2 separate regions of the Homo sapiens genome follow, and region 2 is linked to region 1. Evidence: chromatin contacts called from ENCODE Hi-C or POLR2A ChIA-PET data. All regions are on one chromosome and are shown on one strand. Each heading gives the region's core, a stretch centred on a gene start or an enhancer-like site at or near the end of the contact. The rest is flanking DNA. Distances are from core to core; before and after follow the strand shown. Region 1 overlaps UBP1 (upstream binding protein 1). Region 2 holds the start of CCR4 (C-C motif chemokine receptor 4).

Region 1 (3,462 bases), core at 872-3,371:
GGGAGTAAATGCAAATGTGTACATCTACCTTTTCCAGAAAAATTTCTGAGCTACTCACAGAGATTTCAAACATTTTAAAACTGTATCATTCCTTTTGCCTAGTGTTTCTCAGTAAATAGTGAGAAGCAATATAGGCATTCATAAAAAAATGATTTTTCTCATGACGACAAAGTTTAAAAAAAAAAACAAAACAGTAAATTGAGATTAGAGGGGAGATCCTATGATTTCTAATACCAAAAAATGTCTGCTGGTTTCACAAAACAAAACTATGCAATTATAGTATATGTCTTCTTTTTCAGACAATGTCAGTTATGCAAGGTAAAAACTGTACTGCTGTGAAAACAAAAGACTGAGCAGAAGGGTACTAGGCTAAAGATGTTTCTGAAAGAGTGAACCAGTTCAGAGTTAAAACTCAGCCTTGCAGGTAACCTGATGGCATACGCAACATGTGAGGCGCAAAATAAAATCAGTATTTCAGTAGTCTGGGGACACCTGACACACATGACATCTCCCTCTTCTAGGGGCAGCTTTTGTGCTAAGACCGGATTTGGATCTTAGCTCACCTGACTTTTAAAACAGTCTATGAATGTATGATCTCTTCTCAAATAATTTTACATTTAGGAATCCCTCCTCTTTAATGTTGGAGCCACCTAAGCCTGGTCCTGGCTCTTTTCATATTCTCTCCCTAAATGACCTTAACAACTTCTACAGCTTTGAGTCACTGCTGATATGCTGAAGGTTTCCAAATTTACATCTCAAGCCCAGGCCTCTTCTCTGAGCCCCAGACTGGTAATAGTCAACTGCCTACTTGACATTTCTACATATCCAAAATCAAACTCTTGGTTGATTTACCCCAACCATACTTACCTCTTCAATGAGATCACCATCTGCCCAGTTACTTTCCACAGAAAATAAGGTGTCAGAACTATTCCTCCCTCAAAAGTGGAGCCCACTGGGACCCTGTCTATAAACGTGTAAGATACCATCACCTTTCACCTGGATATCTCCTGCCTCGTTTTGCCACCTTCTCATCTGTCTCCACAGAGTTGTGAAAGTGAAAGAAAAATCTAGTCACATTACTACTCCTTTGTTTAAACAACTTCAGTGACAACCCAATGCATTTCAAGTAAATCCGAACTACCATCATCATCCGGTCCCCGCATGCCAGACCCGGCCTCCTGCTTTGATTTGCCCTGATCCGCTCACCCTCACACACTGCATGGCACCTACATGGCCCACTGCCAGGCTTTCCAAGAAGCCAGGTGTTTTCTTTGCACACAGCCCCACGTTGCCTGGGGATGCTAATCCAATGGCCAGCTCCCGCTTCTTCTCATTCTTCAAGTCTCAGGATTAATAACACCTCCTCAGAGAAGCCTTGCCTTACAGTTTCATATTCCCCTCAACCCAGATCTCCCTTATCCATAAGTACCCCCACACTTTCCTGTTCCTTCATGGAACTTAACATATTGGGAATTTTGTGTATCTCTTGGCCAATTTTGGTTTGCTTTCCCCAATAGGAGTTTCATGGATTCTGTTTTATTCAATAGATCCACTGAGCGACAGAAGCACGGTGTCTGACACAAAGTGCTCAGTAAGACGTTGGCTGAATGAATTGAGATTTTTTTTTCCAGTCATCTAGAAAGACTGACTCCTCTTCCTTATATGCTAATTTCTGTTACAACCACTAGAAATATTCTCATTTATCAAACTTTCTTCTTAAAATGAGTAAAGCAATCATTTTAAAGAATAAACACGAGAGGCACTAATTAGAGGCACACACCATCTCTCATGATTCCAGCATTTTAAGACACACACACATGCAAAGTACCTTTTACTGTGGAGAATAAAAAACAACTCTCATCTTGAAAATTCTGAACCATCTGGAAGGATAAAGTAAATGCGTAAGTACAATTAAGATCCAACTGTCGTTTCTTAAAATGATTTTAAAACAGTAAATATTCTTCTCAAACAAACACAGGACTCAATGGCCAAAACGATAATTCATGAAGGCAGTGTGAGGCAGCAAAGATGCACACGTGCTGCACTGCCTTGTGTTCACTATGCCTGTCCATAATGGTCCCTGAGAGACCTGGTCAGTCACCCATGTGACCCACAGGGGCACATTCCCTGCCGGCTCCAGTGGATGATGACTCGAACAAAAATTGCATAAAGTGCTCTTCTATTATTACTTGCCACCAATCACTAGGGGAAAAATTATATATCTTACATGTTTTTTTAAATTAGTCATCAAATAATAGACAAAAGGAAAACACATCCAGTGACTCACCTCATAAAAAGGGCCAAAGCCTGCCACTATCCCTAGAGTGCCCCAGTGATTGGCTGCATCCTAAAGGGCTGGGGGGAGGCTAAGCCAGTTTTCCTTGGCTTGTATTCCATATTATCACTAGGATGCCTGAAACTCTTGGTTATAAGTTCTTCCAAAGTGATTCCCAACTCTCTGAAAATGATTCTCATAAGTATTTTCAAAAGAGGTCACAGAATTTTTCTACAGTTCTACAATTACATGTATAAAAGTAAATACCAGTCTGAAAAGGAAAAACAAATGATTTGATTTACCTGATCACTAACAAGAATGTGAATACCGGTGGGACCCTGTCTGTAAACCTGATTAATTTGGTGGAGAGGGATATTAAACACCAGCGCAAGTTTTCGAGCAACTTCTGAGGCAATCATTTCTTCCAAGTAGATTGCATGATAAACTGAAATTAAAAAAAAAAAAAGAAAAGCATTTTAACAGTAATCTTTGATCTGTTTTCTGCCTGATCTGTAGGATCTGTACGAAGGTCACACCTTTCAAAGTACCAAAAAAGTAAAAAAACATTTTAAATGGGAATAAACTATTTCTTTCCCCCATCTTACTACCTTGAAATCTTGAACTACCAATCTAAAACGTAAGAATACATTATTTATATCCACAAATATAATTTAATAAACATTAACAGAAATCCCTGGACAAAAAGATTTGAGGTTTGAATTTTTCTTCATATTTTTATTCAATGAATATAGTTTCATGTATTCAAAATTTAAAAACAGGAATTGGCTGCAAATGGACATGGGGGATCTTCTTGAAATAATGGAACTCAAACTGAATTTTGACAATGGCTGCCAAACTCTCTAAATTGGCTAAAATACCATTATATACTTACAATGGGAGGACTTTATGGTATGTAAATTATGCCTGAAGAAAGCTGTTTTTAAAAATAATATATACTTCATGTATTTCTAGCAATATACAAAAAGAACCCTAAAAGAGTCATAGTTCTTTTTGTTTATTTTTTTAAGACAGTGTCCTTTTTTGTTGCCCAGGCTGGAGTGCAGTGACACAATCACAGCTCACTGTAGCCTCTGCCTCCCAGGCTCAAGCAATCCTCCCACCTCAGCCTCCTAAGTAGCTGGGACTATGGTGGGGGCACACGCCACCATGCCTGGCTAATTTTTATT
Region 2 (3,412 bases), core at 902-3,401, 440 kb before region 1:
GCCCCCAGGAAGCATTGCAGGATGGAACTGTGTTTAACCTGAACCCAAGCCCAGCATTCCCTAGACCTACCTGACCACACATCCCCATTTCTCTTTTGCAGGCTATCCATGAATCTGGTTCCACAGTTTATACTCTGGGGAACATTGCTCTAGCTCATTGCTCTAGCTCAGGATTTCTCAACCTCAGCACCATTGATCTTCTTGGTCAGACAACTCTTTGCTGTGGTGGGCTGTCCTGTGCATTGTAGGACTTTAGCAGCATTCCTGGACTCTACCCATTAGAAACCAGTAGCAGGCTGGGTGCGGTGGCTCATGCCTATAATCCCAGCACTTTGGGAGGCTGAGGCAGGCAGATCACCTGAGGTCAGGAGTTCAAGACCATCCTGGCCAACATGGTGAAACCCCGTCTCTACTGAAATACAAAAAATTAGCCGGACATGGTGGCGCGTGCCTGTAGTCCCAGCTACTTGGGAGGCTGAGGCAGGGGAGTTGCTTGAACCCGGGAGGCGGAGGTTGCAGTGAGCTGAGATCATGCCACTGCACTCCAGCCTGGTGACAGAGCAAGACTCCTTCTCAAAAAAAAAAAAAAAAAGCCAGTAGTAACTCCCTCCCACCCCAAGCTAAAATGTCTCCAGATATTGCTGTATGCCTCAAGGAGGCAAGGAGCCTGAGTTGAGTGCCTCTACTCTCTACTCTAACTCGTGCATTCTCAGTAGAGGCAATATTGCCCCCAAGATAAAACTTGGCTCTTGGAGGGAGAAAAATTTCATACTCATTTTATGTATAAAGCACAGATATACATACACTGTATAAATAGATATATGGTATGTTTGTAGCATTAAAATTTTATGAGGGAGTGTTAGGAAAAAAAGTCTCAAAAGACTCCTTGGGGCAAGTGATAATGAAAAAAAAGAAGGGGTTCCCTAACACCATTCTAGCTCAGTGTTTTAATTTCTATTTATGCCAATTCCTTAGAAAGAATGATCTTTATGGCTCTTTTAAGCTGAATCAAAGAGCTAAGCAACAGTTGAAACACAGGGAAAGCATCTGGAAGTTGCCAAAAAGCTGAGGCTATGAGAGACTTAGGGCTCATGTCAGCCCCTCGCTTATGACTGCTACCCACATCCAAAGTGAAGATCAAGACCTCAGCCAAGACCACTGCCAATGAAGCTCCGCAATCCCCAAGCAGAAGGCGCTTGGGTGAGGGGTCTTCCTGACTCAAAAGGACTTGAAGCTATGTTGCCAGGCCACTTCACACTGGTTTGAGGCCATGTCAACTATTGAATCAAAGAATGTGGTTGGCTGATGCCTTCCAAGTCACTCACAGACACATACATTTGGACAAATTTTTCTCTTCTCTCTTCTTGAATATCCTTTTTCTTGACTATCTCTGGCCTTCCTTCTCACCCTGGCCTCTCAGATCCCAGTTGTCAGGAGAACATTGCACATCTTGATTGCTGGCCCCTGCATATCCATGATGAGAAACTAGCAAACAGGTTGCTGATCCAAAATGTAGAGATCATTGCTACCGCATATGGCCAGTTAAATGGAATTTTTTTTTTTAAACTAAAAAGCGAAAAAGGAGTGGCTGATTCCTGTAATCCCAGTGCTTTAGGAAGCTGAGGTGGGAGGATTGCTTGAGGCCAGTAGTTCAAGATGAGCCTGGGCAATATAGCAAGACCCCTATCTCCCCAAAAATTAAAATTAGTCAGTCATGGTGGCTTGCACCTCTAGTCTCAGCTACTTGGGAGACTAAGGCAGGAGGATCACTTGAGCCCAGGAGTTCAAGGTTACGGTGAGCTATGATTGCACCACTGAACACCAGTCTGGGTGACAGAGTGAGACCCTGTTTCTTTAAAAAAATCTCTTTTTTAAAAACCAACAAATACATTTTTGTATTTTTAAAAAAACTAAAAATCTTTTTTAAAAAGAAAATGACTTCATTTTTTTTCTTAATCTTTTTTTGGCACATCTTCTTGGCCTTCGGTCTTGGGAAATGACTAAGAATCATTTTCTGCTTCCTACTTCTATCAAAAAACCCCACTTGAACTTAGTACAGTTGGGTGAGGGAGATAACTCGTGCTCACAGGAAGCCACGCACCCTTGAAAGGCACCGGGTCCTTCTTAGCATCGTGCTTCCTGAGCAAGCCTGGCATTGCCTCACAGACCTTCCTCAGAGCCGCTTTCAGAAAAGCAAGGTAAGCAGGGACGGGGACATTCCCAGGGTCTTGGGTCGCACACTGCTTTCTGGACCTGGCTGAGATGCTCAGGCCCCTCACGAGTCTAGGGCTTACACTTGGCACCTACCTTGCAGCCCACACACCTTCTACCTGTCCCCACACCCTCTGAGCCCTCATCTGATGGGCACTAATTTATGCAGGACTCTCTTCCTGCACACATCTGGCCTGAGTCCACATGCCCCAAATAAATAGATCATTTTCATAAAAAATATACACTTGTCTGCTTCTTGCTTCTAGCAAGACTCCCAGGCAAGAAATACCACACACGCAAGGCCTACAGAATAATTCCAGACACTTACCAGCTGTGTCTCCTGGCTTTTTGTTCTCCTGATAATTTCCTAACTCCTCAGCCTTGTTTATGCCTTTCATTTTCACTGGTAAAATGGTGGAGAAAGACTAGAATTGTTAGTCATTCAACAAACTTTTTTGGAGACTCTGTGATGTAACAGGTGTTCAGTATCTATTTGCATGAGTAAACCAAAATCTTTTTTCTTTCTTTTTTTCTTTTTCTTTTCTTTCCTTTTTATTTTTTATTTTTTTTGAGACAGGATTTCACTCTGCTGCCCAGGTTGAAGTGCAATGGTGCCATCATAGCTCACTGCGCCTTGAACTCCTGGGCTCAAGGGATCCTCCTGCCTCAGCCTCCTGAGTAGCTGGTACTATCAGCACGTACCACCACACCCAGCTAACTTTTAAAACAATTTTTTGTAGAGACAGGGTCTCCTTATGTTGCTCACGCTGGCATGGAGCTCCTTGGCTCAAGTGATCCTCCCTCCTCGGCCTCCCGACGTGCTGGGATTATAGGCGTGGGCCACTGCACACCTGGCTTCAAAAGCCCTTTCTTGAGAAACACAGTTTGGGCATTGGGTGTGTGGTGGTGGGGGTGTGGGGAGAGATCGAATGTGAATTTACTGACGAATGTGAAAAGGATTTTAACAAGGAATGTGAGGGTCCCACAAAAGCCTCAAGAAGGAAGCAAGGGAGTGGCCTTGAGTCGGAAAGCCCTTCAGCCCTGAATTGCTCTGATACACATGTCAGCATGTGATTAATTTTAAGAAGATTTCAACCTCTTTATCTGCCAATTTAGATAGGAAGTGAAGGTGGTTGGGGAGGTAGAGGTTTTATTTCTGGCTGTGATGTGTGTTTTCTAGATCCATCAGGTGAATTCCCAC

Evidence for each region. A loop is a pair of places that touch in the nucleus more often than their neighbours do. ChIA-PET counts read pairs that join two places held with the same protein, here RNA polymerase II (POLR2A). Pooled maps may share reads with other maps.
Region 2: a pooled map of right cardiac atrium shows a loop between it and region 1 (2.3-fold over the local background). The contact joins the promoter of CCR4 here to the enhancer-like site in region 1. A Hi-C loop is called at or near these places in 1 of 50 pooled maps. POLR2A ChIA-PET finds 5 or more read pairs at or near these places in 2 of 52 experiments (WTC11 and activated T-cell).

The regions. Positions count from the first base shown.
Region 1 is chr3:33,390,735-33,394,196 of GRCh38, forward strand. UBP1 (upstream binding protein 1) reads right to left here. Exons shown (of 16, transcript NM_014517.5): 14 at 2,578-2,720; 15 at 1,829-1,880. It also overlaps a transcript of FBXL2 not described here. Among named protein-coding and RNA genes, the nearest start is that of UBP1, 48 kb to the right of the region's middle. Within about 2 kb of position 2,122, at least 5 of the 41 ENCODE cell types and tissues checked have a DNase peak (open chromatin) inside an H3K27ac peak, as active enhancers do.
Region 2 is chr3:32,949,493-32,952,904 of GRCh38, forward strand. CCR4 (C-C motif chemokine receptor 4) reads left to right here and starts at 2,152. Exons shown (of 2, transcript NM_005508.5): 1 at 2,152-2,198.